Linked DNA regions of Homo sapiens: region 2 is linked to region 1. Evidence: chromatin contacts called from ENCODE Hi-C or POLR2A ChIA-PET data. All regions are on one chromosome and are shown on one strand. Each heading gives the region's core, a stretch centred on a gene start or an enhancer-like site at or near the end of the contact. The rest is flanking DNA. Distances are from core to core; before and after follow the strand shown.

The links. A loop is a pair of places that touch in the nucleus more often than their neighbours do. ChIA-PET counts read pairs that join two places held with the same protein, here RNA polymerase II (POLR2A). Pooled maps may share reads with other maps.
Region 2: a map with no recorded cell type shows a loop between it and region 1 (12-fold over the local background). The contact joins the promoter of LINC00707 here to the enhancer-like site in region 1. A Hi-C loop is called at or near these places in 3 of 168 maps with a recorded cell type or tissue (A673, mammary epithelial cell and posterior cingulate gyrus), 6 of 37 single-sample maps with no recorded cell type and 7 of 50 pooled maps. POLR2A ChIA-PET finds 5 or more read pairs at or near these places in 1 of 52 experiments (MCF 10A).

Annotation. Positions count from the first base shown.
Region 1 is chr10:6,925,740-6,931,799 of GRCh38, forward strand. All of the region lies in intron 3 of LOC105376387 (a long non-coding RNA gene), which reads right to left. Among named protein-coding and RNA genes, the nearest start is that of LINC00707, 150 kb to the left of the region's middle. RefSeq lists enhancers at 2,156-2,575, 2,307-2,396. Within about 2 kb of position 2,657, at least 13 of the 41 ENCODE cell types and tissues checked have a DNase peak (open chromatin) inside an H3K27ac peak, as active enhancers do.
Region 2 is chr10:6,776,209-6,782,832 of GRCh38, forward strand. It overlaps LINC00707 (long intergenic non-protein coding RNA 707), which reads left to right and starts at 3,390. Exons shown (of 5, transcript NR_038291.1): 1 at 3,390-3,679; 2 at 5,096-5,278. LINC00706 (long intergenic non-protein coding RNA 706) reads right to left here and starts at 2,972. Exons shown (of 2, transcript NR_108074.1): 1 at 2,903-2,972.

The sequences.
Region 1 (6,060 bases), core at 1,407-3,906:
GTCAACATGGCGAAACCACCTCTACTAAAAATACAAATATTAGCCAGGTGTGGTGGCACGCACCTGTAATCCCAGCTACTTAGGAGGCAGAGTCAGGAGAATCACTTGAACCCAGGGGGCAGAGGTTGCAGTGAGCTGAGATGGCGCCACTGCACTCCAGCCTGGGTGACAGAGCGAGACTCTGTGTCAAAAAAAAAGAAAGGAAGGAAGGAAAGAAGGAAGGAAGGAAGGAAAGAAGAAAGAAAGAAAGAAAGAAAGAGAAAGAAAGAAAGAAAGAAAGAAAGAAAGAAAGAAAGAAAGAAAGAAAGAAAGAAAAGAAAGAAAAGAGAGAGAAAGAAAGAAAAAATCCAGTGACATTTATTTTACATCTATCATTTTCTTTCTAGGGCTTTTTCACTATATGTTACTATATTACTTTATTTTTCTCATTTCTATCCTTCAGGACTCTTTGTCTTTTTATCACGCCGTCGATTCTCTCTTGTGACCACTGGATTTCCTTTTCGTTTCTATGACGGTTTCGCTTTTTCTTCTATTTATTTTCTGAGTTCTCCTCATTCCTGTCTTATAACCTGCAGTTGTCTCTCGGCATTCTCCTGGAATTATTACATTTCCACTTTGTGGCATTCCTTCTTAGTAGTAATTGCTTCATTATGCTCCTTAAAATCTGGCAAAATGTTTGGTTGCAGTTCATCTTTGCTCAGTGGCACTGTTTTTAGGAGAATAATCCGTATCAGTTGGAAAGCTTTGCAGATCTTTTCCACATATTTATTCACAATAAATTTTCTTACTGTTTATCATTAAAAACTTGGTTTTTTATGACCCAGCTATTGGCAGACTAGTCCTATAGGCAGAGACAAAGCAGGGCAGTCCTGGCTTCACAGCAAAGGGCTTATTCCTTCACTGCCACAGAAACAGAATGCTCACTGTGAATATTGCTCTTCTGTGTGAGACTGGATTTCCATTTCTGGGGCCATCGTGACTTCTACCACCAGCTTTCCTTGTCCTGGCACAAGATATCCACTGTTGCAAATGAGAAATATAGCTCTTGTACTACCAGACTATCAGTTTTTGCATTTTTATGGATCTTCCTGAATTTTCCTTCTTATGAGTCCACTCATTACTCTCTGAGCTTCTGATTTTTCCTACTCTTTCCTACTGCTCTTCCTTCCATCTGCTTCTGCCTTATTTGGGGCTTTTGAAAGTCCCTACAGGTATTTTGAAGTCAGCATATCATCTGATTTCTAAATTTCATGGACAGTTGAATTTGCAGGACTTAGGAAATTCTTCTAGTTTTTTGTTTGTTTGTCTGCTTGCTTCTTTAGGAGAAGAAGGAGAAAACACTGATGGATATAGTCATGTTCATAAGAAGATCTCTTCCGAGTGTTTGATGCAACCTCTGCTTCCGCTATCCCATCTTCTCACACTCCCCTTTGTGCTAGTTCTTCTCATCTGCATGCAGCTTCTTTCCTGTCATTTGACCATCATGGAGAAGCTCTTTTTTCATGAACATTTTCCTTCTGAAAACCACATATGTCCCACTGTCAGTTTTGCACATCTATTTCATTATCAGACTTGAAAATGTATCCCTCTTATCCATTTCCTTACTTTATCAAAAATGTTGGAAATGAATAACATATGGAATGTACATTAACTTAGTTACCATCATTTTAGTTGTCCATCACCAGTACCTAATCATGATGGTTAGTTCATGGATGAATTTTCAACGAATATGCATGCAACAATGCTAGGTGTGTCAATGATGGTTCCTTGACTTAAATGAAGTATATGGTCTGCTTAAATCACCTGCCTTTTTCTGTGATCAACTAATTTAAATTAAGAAATGAAATAAAAAATTATAGCAGGGAGCCTTGAAGGTAGGTTGAAAACTGTCTGCTGAGTCAGTAGCTCTATTTTTATCCAAACAGACAAGAAGACAGCAAGCCCCTTGACTTGTGGTTTCCGTTCTCTCATTTCCTGTGTGCACCCACATGAACCATGTGCCCTCCCTGACTCCCTGCCTCCACGTCTAGAGAAGGAGGCGTGGGTCTTCTCTAATTCCCCTTGTGTGCTTGACTTGTTCCCCACCACCCAAGGGCTAAGGCTTAGGCACTGCGTTGAAAACTTCAGCACAGCAGGGAACCTCAGCCACTCTGTCTTCTATCCATCCTCCCTCATGTCTTCTCTGTACTCCTGTCTCTATCAGTTGGCACCTGGGCCTCCGCCTGCCTTCACCTCCTTGTCTCCATCCTTGCAATGAATGCCGTAGTATGACCACCTCTTCTTCTCCAGTGTAACTTCACTCTGGCACTATTTTCTGAAACTTGTGGACCCTCCATGCCACAGCTACCCTAAACCCACTCTCCTGAGAAGCCCCAGTTCCCAGAACGGAAGTCCAGGTCGGCCCTCGGCCGCCACACTTCCCTAAACAGCAGCTGCCTAAGAGTCTGTGAACCTGCACAATTTTCACTAGCAGTGTCTCAACAATTAGCCGGTGCCTCACAAGTGGGGCAGATGGTATAGCCAGGAATGAGAGTTTCATGTTTCTTCTGATTCACATGCATTCCTATCTAAAGGCTGTTTCCTTTTAGAGACAAACTAATTTTTTCTCTTTCGTCCTTTGCCTGGGCTTTATGTTTACTTCTACAAGCTGGCACTTCCGATGGTTTCTAGAGAGCTCATTGGTGCTCTCTCTCTCTCTAACACACACACACACACACACACACACACACACACACACACTATGTACACACCTCACAGGAAATGGAAACTTGTTCCCATTATGGGTCCTGAAACAAAGCTCTGTGGATATGCATGTGCTACTTAGATTTTCTATCCCAGGAAATGAGTTTAAATACCTACCTCCCCAACAAATTTTTTTTTCAGAGACAACAGACCTCGGAAGACAAGTGGAAGTTGAAACTCTCCTTGAATGCGGTTCTTGGGAGTTGGAAATCTCCATTGCCGTTGCTTCCCCATGGAAGGCTTTGCAGTGCTAAATGGCTTATCTCCATGACAACCAGAAGAGCTGGTTGTTGTTTTTTTTTTTTTTTTTTTCTGCTGGACATTTTTTTCTAGATTTTACTTCATATTTAAAATAATTAAAAGTGTTTATCTCAGTACACCACAACCAGTCATTTACTGGGCCAGTGTCAGGAGGCAGTTCACATCCGTTTGGGGTCCACTCAAACCACCTCCATGCTGTCGGCCTTCAAAGTTTCCAAGAGGTTTGGTTTCTCTTTGAAATCTGGCTTCTCACTTGCGCACTGTATAACTTTTAAACAGATTAATTTTTTTAGTTCCTTATATATAAGTTTTCTGCATGTAAAAATTTAAGATAATTTTATGTCAAGAAGAGCAGAGAAGATGTATTAGATAAAGTGTGAGAGACTGCCTGATAGAGCTGAACACATGGGAAGCATACAAAATATTCATCTCTCTGCTTATTCGTTTCCTTAGCAGAATATCTGGCTGCAGCTTACTGTAGCCATCCTGTCATCAGTTCCCAAACGGGAGGAATGCCATGGTCTCTTGACAGAGGCTCTCTTGCACTGTTGGAGGCAAGGGCCTGCTGTCCTGTCAGGTTGGCCCATTTATCCAGTTACTCGTGAAATATCTTGTTCTCTCAGAGAATCAACCGGCGGCTGTGTGCTGACTTCACAAAGAAAAATCCATTCTCTCACCAAGTAGTTGTCAAGCATAATAAAGAAAAACTGGCAGAATAATTGGGGTGGTTGCTGAGTCTAACTCAATATCGTATGAAAGAAAATATATGGAACAGTGGTGTTTAAAGAGAACTGCACACCTCTGTTTGTATGGCAGGCTCAAACACAGCCAGTCAGACGTATGTAGAGTCAAAGTGAGGAAGTGGAGGTCATTTAGACTACTGGTAGACCCAGAATTCGAGCCAAAACAGAAGCAGAAAACAGAAATAGATGCTTCAGGATCTGTCTCTCTGCCAAGCCAACCCAGCGATTCTCATCAGAAACCTCAACAAACAATTGGAAGAGAAACAGGTAGAAATTGTGGTTCAATTTTAAGGTATCATTGTGTTTATTTTGAAGCACTTTTTTCTTCAAGATGGAAATCATTTTAGTGTCTTATTTAGTTATAAATGTGATGAATACTTGCTGCAAAAACAATCAGAAGAAACAGTTTTATTGCTTTATTTAGTTAAAATGTGATGTAAAAACAACCAGAGGCTACAAAAAATAGAAAAAAGAAAAGAGAAAAAAGATGAAAGAAGGACAAGAATGAAAGAAAGGAAGAAAAAGATGAGAAGAAAACACGTGAAAGGGGTCATAGTATGCCACCCCAAAATATATTATTTTGGGACATTGATTATTTTGAGCTGTAGATGATCAAGAAACAGCAGATCCAGGAAGATTATTTAGAGCTGAAGATGATTGAGAAATAGCAGATCCAGGAAGAGCTGTCTCCCCACTTTCTATGTATATAAAAGTGGGGCATAAATTTTCTGTAAGAAAAGTACCCCCCAGGTGCCAGGAAGAGGAGAGAATTTTTGTCAGAGATGGGGAGTCGAAGCTGAGATGAATCCATACAAACAAGCCTACTAAAATTATATTTGCCTTCCATTAATTTTCCCTATGTATTTCTTAGTAACTGTCCCATGGTTTGCCTCCCCAAACCCAAACCCCTTTCTCCCTTGACTGTCCATGTCTCCATAATTTATTATTATCTGTTAAAATGATATATAGGTTCTTGTGCCTTTTCACCTCTTTGAATTCTCATTTCTTACATATGAAAGGCCCCATATACACATAAACACATTAGTATCAAATAACATTTGTATGCTTTCCCTCCTATTAACCTGTCTTTTGTCTATTTAATTCTCAGGACCAACCACAGAACCTAACAGGAGAGAGAAAAAGTCTTTCCTCCCCTATGGAAGGAAGGAAGGAGAATAAAAATAAAGCATGATTGGTAATACAGCCACTCAAGAGAAACACTGTCCATTGGCTTTTGATTACTGACCACAGTAATTTATATTCTCCAAAAAAAAACTAGTGAATGTGTTCAGCAATTAGCCCATTGGTGAAGGCATGGAGAGTCATGAGAGCTTGTTCCTTTCATGGAACAGTCTTTAAGTAGAACTATTGCGTACAGTACAAGAGGAGAGTTGTTCCTAGAAGTTAGGTCAGAAGATAGAAGTTAAGGGACAAGATAATAAAGGAATTTATCATCCTAAAGCTTTTGATTTTCTTTCCTCATCTGCTGGATGACACATAACGCAGAATTGGAATGTTCTAGAATGTTCAGAATTTAGAATGGTTCCAAGTTGTCAACCCAATTCTATAAAGACATGTGAGATACATAAGGGTACAGGAATAGATGCCTATTTTCACTGGCATTGTAATGTGTTAAAGTGTGGAAGAAGCTCCAGTTTTTGCACTTGAGTCACTGTGCAGATAGACCTGTCCATTGATATTCTAAGGAAAATGTTACCAATATGGGAGAATGGGCTCTGCTGTATCAGAAGGAGACAACATGGCGTGATGGTTAAGAATTGGACTCTGGGCCAGCCGTGGTGGCTCATGCCTGTAATCCCAGTACCTTAGGAGGCCATGGCAGGCAGATTATCTGAGGCCAGGAGTTCGAGACCAGCCTGGCCAACATGGTGAAAACCCATCTCTACTAAAAATACAAAAAATTAGCCAGGCATGGTGACGGGCACCTATAGTCCCAGCTACTTGGGAAGCTGAGCCACGAGAATCGCTTGAACCTGGGAGGTGGAGGTTGCAGTGAGCCAAGATCATGCCACCGTACCCCAGCCTGGAAACAAGAGCAAGACTCTATCTCAAAAAAAAAAAAAAAAAAAAAAAAGAATTAAACTCTGGAGTCAGATTTCTCAGGTTTATCCTAGCTCTGCCACTAGGCTCTCTGACCTTGAGAAAAAGGTAGCCTTTTAATATATCAATTTGGGCAAACATAAAATAGGGAAAATCGCAATCCATCCCTTTTAATATTAGAAAGTGGTGGCTGTGCAGTGGCTCACACCTGTAATCCGAGCACTTTAGGAGGCTGAGATGGGAGGATGGCTTG
Region 2 (6,624 bases), core at 2,140-4,639, 150 kb before region 1:
TTCTCTTGATCATTCCTGTATCCCTAGCATTTAGTACAGATTCTGGCACAAAATTGTCACTCAATGAACATTTCTTGCGTAGATGAATGGGTTTGAATTCGGAGCTGTTGATTTGCTTAGAGAAGTACCTTTTGTGAAAATGTCCACATGTTGTAGGTAGAAACAGGAGGTGAAACACGTGGAAATGATCACAGAGGAGCTAAGTATGATGCAGAGACACAGCCCTGTTCACGACAGTGCCACACAGAGGTGGCCGGCTGGGCACTGGAGGGGGTCAGGGGCTGCCTGATTGTCAGAACTGTCAGTGGCCTGATGACCACACACATTGCTGCTGGGCAAATTCTTACCTGAGAATTTCTTCCATTTCCTGGAAACACAATTCAAAATCTATATAAATGCCTTGTTTTTCTGGCGTTGTCTAAGAACAAAGTGTTCCTTGGTTTGAAATTTTCCAGATGACTATTTGGAATTTTACTCATTTTGGTGAATTATGTTATATTTTCTTGAAAGTTAGGCTGAAGTTCACTTAACTCTTTCTAAAGACTCAGAGTCACCCTGTTGGCTAGCTCTTGAGAGCATCTACAGAATGGTTTTATGTATGCACATACTTTTTATGGCTTGAAGAATACTTATGCCCAGACCAGTTGTTTGTAAGTCCCCCTCTACCCTTGTGGTGTGACAATAGGAATGGGCAGTGGGAAGCAGCAAGCAGCAATGGGGTAGCGGTGTGCAGAGCCCGTGGCTATCTGTTTTGTAGACTGGTACTTCTTGGATGTTGTGTGAGCAAAGAATCCTGGTTTCATATATACTACCATGCATTACTTTAATTAATCTTCAAAGTGTTTTGCTCAGGCAAGTGGGGACTTATTTCTCTCTCCACTTTACAGGAACACAAATTGATTCAGTAAAGTTTATTTTTTTCTTATTTATTTGTTTGTTTATTTTTTGAGATGGAGTTTTGCTCTGTCGCCAGGCTGGAGTGCAGTGGCATGATCTTGGCTCACTGCAACCTCTGCCTCCTGGGTTGAAGAGATTCTCCTGCCTCAGCCTCCCGAGTAGCTGGGATTACAGGTGCACACCACCACACCTGGCTAATTTTGTATTTTTAGTAGAGATGGGGTTTCACCGTGTTAGTCAGTCTGGTCTCAAACTCCTGACCTCAGTTGGTCCACCCACCTCAGCCTCTCAAAGTGCTGGCATTCCAGGTGTGAGCCACCACGCCCAGCAATTCAGTAAAGTTTAGATTTACTTTGTGAGAAAACACATAGCTAAAGCAAACATTCGTGCAGGGCCTACTTCGTGCCAGGTGTGGTTTTAGGACCTTTATACTATGATTTTATTTCAACATTTTTAGCATCAGCAATCTCATTCTACTAGGTCATGGCAAAACTGGACTAAGAGCTGTGGCATTTTTCTCTGAATCCCATGTTCTTTTCAGAGGGATTACATTACTTCTACAAAATAACACTGTCTTAGTCAATTTAGTGTTGCTATAACAGAGTATCTGAGACTGGGTCGTTTAGAAAGAAATGAGGTCTATTGAGCTCATGGTTCTGCAGGTGGGAAATTTCAAGGGCATGGCGCTGGCTTCTGGCCAGGGCTTTCCTGCTGTGTCATAACATAACAGAAGGTCAAAACTGGGGTAGGCATGTGTGAAAAGGAAGGGACCAAGGAGGGTGACATGTTTTATACCAACCTACTCTTGAGGGAACTAATCCATCTCTGCAAGAACTAATCCAGTCTTGCAAGAGTAAGAACTCACTCACTATCCTGAGAACGGCACCAATTTATCGTGAGGAATCCACCCCTATGACCCAAACACCTCCCACTGGGCCCCACTTCCCAACACTGTCTCTTGCAATGAAACTTCCACATGGGTTTTGGTGAGGACAAGGCACATCTAAGTTGTAGAAAATACCCATAAAAAGCTTGAGAAAGCACATGGATGGATATACATGACTTTGTTTCACCATCTTTGCCCTTTTCTATTGATACAACGATGCTCTTGAGTCTAGAAAAAAGTGCTTCAGGCTGAACGGGTTTCAGATGGCTGTCCACTGGATTTCTGGTTTTACCTTTTATCTCTAATGGGCTCACCCCGCACCTACCTTAAGGCCAGGTTCATCACTGCAAAACACAAATCCAATTCCAAAACACTGGGAAGCAATCAGATTGGATTGTTCTTTTCTTAGGAAAAGAAAGCAAAAACTTACCCCCCCATAAGGCACCACTGCCTAAAACCATCTGTAAGCATTTCTGTCATTTCCTTGGAGGCTTGAGACTCACCTGTGAGAGGGAAAGCATCAACCTCTCCCACATACCCTTAGTTGCCCTAAACGATTCACCCCTGTGTTCCACCTTTAGTAAAAGAAAAGCACGGTGATTACCAGAATTCAGTGCAGAGCCATCCCTTAACAAGCAATGGTTAAGAAACAAGGGAGGGAAGGAAGAAAGGAAGAAAGGAAGGAAGGAAGGAAGGAAGGTAGGTGGGGGGGGGGAGGGAGAGAGAGAAGGAAGAAAGGAAGGAGGGAAGGGAGGGAGGGAAGGAAGGAAAGAAGGAAATGGAAGGAAGGAAGGAGAGAGGGAGGAAGGAAGGAAGAAAGGAAGGAAGGAAGGAGGGAGGGAGTGATGAAGGAAGGAAGGAAGAAAGAAAGAGGGTGGGAGGGAGGGAGAGAATGAAGAAGGAAGGAAGGAAGGCAGGGAAGGAGGGAGGGAAAGAAGGAAATGGAAGGAAGAAGAGAGGGAGGAAGGAAGAAAAAAATGGAAGAAAGGAAGGAGAGAGGGAGGGAGGAAGGAAGGAAGGAAGAGAGGGAGGGAAGGAGGGAGGGAGGGAGGGAGGGAGGGATCAGAAATCATAGCCAGTGAAACCCAGAAAACCGTTAGGCAGGAATTAGGACAATACCTTACTCAGGTTTGCATTCCCAGCATTTAGCACCATATGCATCATGCATCAAAAATGTTGTTGGGTGAATGCTGAGCAACAGCCACACACTGAATAAACCAGGCAGGTTGACGTCACAGGGGAGGGCACAGTGTTCCTGGACTCTGAGTGGGTGGCTATTTTTCATGCCAAGTCATGACAGTAGCATTCAGTGTGGTGGGTAAACACAGTCTTATGAATCTCACTTTTAAAAAACTGGAAGTGCTATAGATAAAAGCTTTCATAATTTTGAGATAATAATGGTAAAAATTATCATTTTTGCTTACTATTTGTGATGGTTAATATTGAGTGTCAACTTGATTGGATTGAAGGATGCAATGTATTGCCCCGGGGTGTCTGTGAGGGTGTTGCCAAAGGAGATTAACACTTGAGTCACTGGACTGGGAGAGGCAGACCCACCCTCAATCTGGGTGGGCACCCAGCTGCCAGCTCAGCTGCCAGTGTGGCTAAAATAAAGCAGGCAGAGGAACGTGGAAGGACTAGACTGCCTGAGTCTTCTGACCTTCATCTTTCCCCTGTGTTGGATGCCTCCTGCCCTCAAACATCAGACTCCAGGTTCTTCAGCTTTTGGACTCTTGGACCTACCCCCCGAGTGGTTTGCCAGGGGCTCTCAGGCCTTCGGCTACAGACTGAGGGCTGCATTATCAGCTTTCCTACTTTTGAGGTTTTGGGACTTTACTGGCTTTCTTGCTCCTCAACTTGCAGATGGCCTGTTGTGGGACCTCACCTTGTGATCATGTGAGTCAATACTCCTTAATAAACTCCCTTTCATATATGCATCTATCCTATTAGTCCTGTCCTTCTAGAGAATGCTAATACAATATTTTTAATTTTTATATCCCACAATAAAACTCAGAAGTAGTTAAGTCAGGCTTAAATGCAAGAGAACGGTTTATATTAATTATTGGCCATAACCAACAAAAAATTTCAGAAAAGTCAGTATCATCATGCTGCCTTTATCCAGCACTGACTTTGTTAAGCCTTCCAGAATCTGTCATGTATGAGATTCAACCTGAAATACATACACGCAACAGGTGCATCTTAGGGCTTTGAGGCCAACTGCAACTCATAGTTGCCAAGAACCACCAGCCCTGAGAAACACCTGAAGAAGAAGATTGGTTTAGTGTTTGGGTCCTTCTATGACCTTGAAGAAAGCACTGGGGAAGACATGATTGTGCCTTCACTGAGTAGCCCCACCAGCCATCACCACTTCATTTCTTACCCACCTTTGTAGTATACTCATTCCTAATTAAGAAGGCTGAGGCAGAGCCAAGGGTTAAGTTAACGCAAGGCTGGTACCTTTCCTAGGCTTGCCAGTCATTTGCACACAGAGAAGACCATAGGAAACTGAAAGAAGAACAGAGAGAGAGAATCTAGGTTTCCTGACAATGTAAATTACATCTTAGTATGAGAAGTTAAACAATATCCATTGTTTTGAACTATTTTTTCCCTTAAATCCACAGTGGTAAGTCCTTTCTCTTTCAAGGACTGTTGATCATCACAGGAAACCGGGACCATCCGGTCAAGTCAGGGCATCTCTGCTAATCTTTAAGTTTATAAACTGGTACAAGAAATAAATAAAGAACCTGAGTTGGAATTGCCGGTTGGTTTAGGCTTATCTTATTTGGAGAAAGTAATAAATTGATTATGCTTTAAGTGAACAGTGGGAAGCGATTGATGATTCAATAACTTTAAATTAAAAGAAGATTTACTGGAAAATTGGCAGTGCTGCAGCAGATTTGAGTCGTCTGTTAAGTAACAGTTAGTGCCACATGCCATGACAAATCCAGAAGCCAGTTTGTGGGGAAAAAAAAAAAAAAAAAAAAAAAAAAAGGGATCCTCTTCCCTGGATATATTTTACTTTTGAGCCCATGAAGAAGATTTGAAGCCAATGAAGAAGATTCGAAGGCACCTTTCAGAAAGGGAAGTGAGTGGGGGCAAAAGAAACCGCCACCATCTGCTGCCTCCCAGATACGATGATAAAAAATATGGCATATTGTTTAGAAGTAAGGACATTGCCCTTTTTCTTTTCTTTTCTTTAATTTTGATGTGCATCATTATGATTTCAAATAATGAAATATAAGTGGACTTTTAAGTTCTGTTTCTGGTCTGTTGAGGTTGACACGGCTCACTGAAAGTTCATATCTCTGGCAGGTACATGAGGGAAATACACACCCCTCCCAGGGATGATGGAAGGTTAAGGTCCTAACACCTCCTGCACATCTGAGCAGCTGCACATTGAACCAGATAGTCCTGGAATGTGGGAAAACAGAGGCAGACTCAAGAGTCTGGAACATTATTTTAGGATCACACAAAAAAGATACATAATTTTCATAGGTAAGTGTTGTTTTTTTGTTGTTGTTGGAAAAAAGTTTCTCACTAATAACTATCTAAAAGGGAAGTAATTAGGGTTTCAGGCGTTCTAAAAATAACTGTAAAGAGGGTTTTGTTTTGGTTTTGGTTCGTTCTGGTGTGCCTTACAGCTTTCCCTAAGGCAACACACTTACTGACCTATTGCTAGGGCAAATAGGTGGAAAAAAACAAGCTTTCCTCTCTCTGGAGAAAGGAAGGGTCAGGTGTAACACTGAAGTGACTCAAAAGTAGGGGAGCTTGTATCAGCTCTGGTCTGCACAATGATTCCCCTGCTCTTTACATAGAAAAAGAAGAAAGGAGGAGAAATCTCACAGCAATGTCCTTGATTTAACCGTACAAAAGGGCAGAAATGATTGATCGTTATTTTGCCGTTTGGGCTATTGTTCATTTAAATTTCATGTGCCAATTCTGACTGATTAGCAGTGGCTGCTTGGAGCATTGTGTGAGGAAGAACTCTCAGGCACATGGTGAGCACTCAGTTAGCACTTGCTGTATGTTGAATGAATGCCTGTCTTGGACACAGGGAAAGGAGTGGTACAACATGTGTTGCAGAGTTGCCTGGAGTTGACACCAAGAAAGATATTCTAAAGAGGAGAAGGTTAGGGATGAGAGACAAAGATGCATGCTAAGGTTGATGAGCTGTTCTCCTAACATAAAGCCTGATCTGGCCTTCGATTTCAGTACACATGAGTAAACTGTTAAAGGATGCTACATTAATTGGCCGTGTATATCTGAACTCTTGAAACAATGCATGCTCTTTGACCCTACCTCCGCCCCACAAGTCTAGTTCTAGCAATTTAACCTAAGGAAATAATGAGGATGTGAACAAAGCCTTAGCTACGGTGGTGTTTGACAGAAGCATTTCTTATTTATAAAAAAGAGAAACCCGTGCAAAGTAACTCAGGTTCAAAAAGAGGTTAACATAAGGCAGTATTTCTCAAATTTGGCCTGTTGACATTTGGGAACAGATAATTCTTTGTTGTAGGGGCTGTCCTGCACATTGTAGGATACTTAGCAACGTCCCTGGATTTTATCCACTAGATGCCAGTAGCAGCCCCTCACTAGCTGTGACAACCCTATACCTTCAGATATTGCCAAATGTCTCCTGGGAGGAGTGGGAAACCCAAACCACTCCCAAGTAAGGATCACTGGTATAAGGGTATAGAGCTCTGGCAATTCAAAAAAAGCTGAAAAACCAGGATTCAAAATCTGAAGAGCTGCAGCATCTTGAGTGCAATCATCTCTCTTACTCCCATTTCCCCTTCTGCTGACCTTGTTTGATTTATAGGACATAGATCTGCTCCATTCTA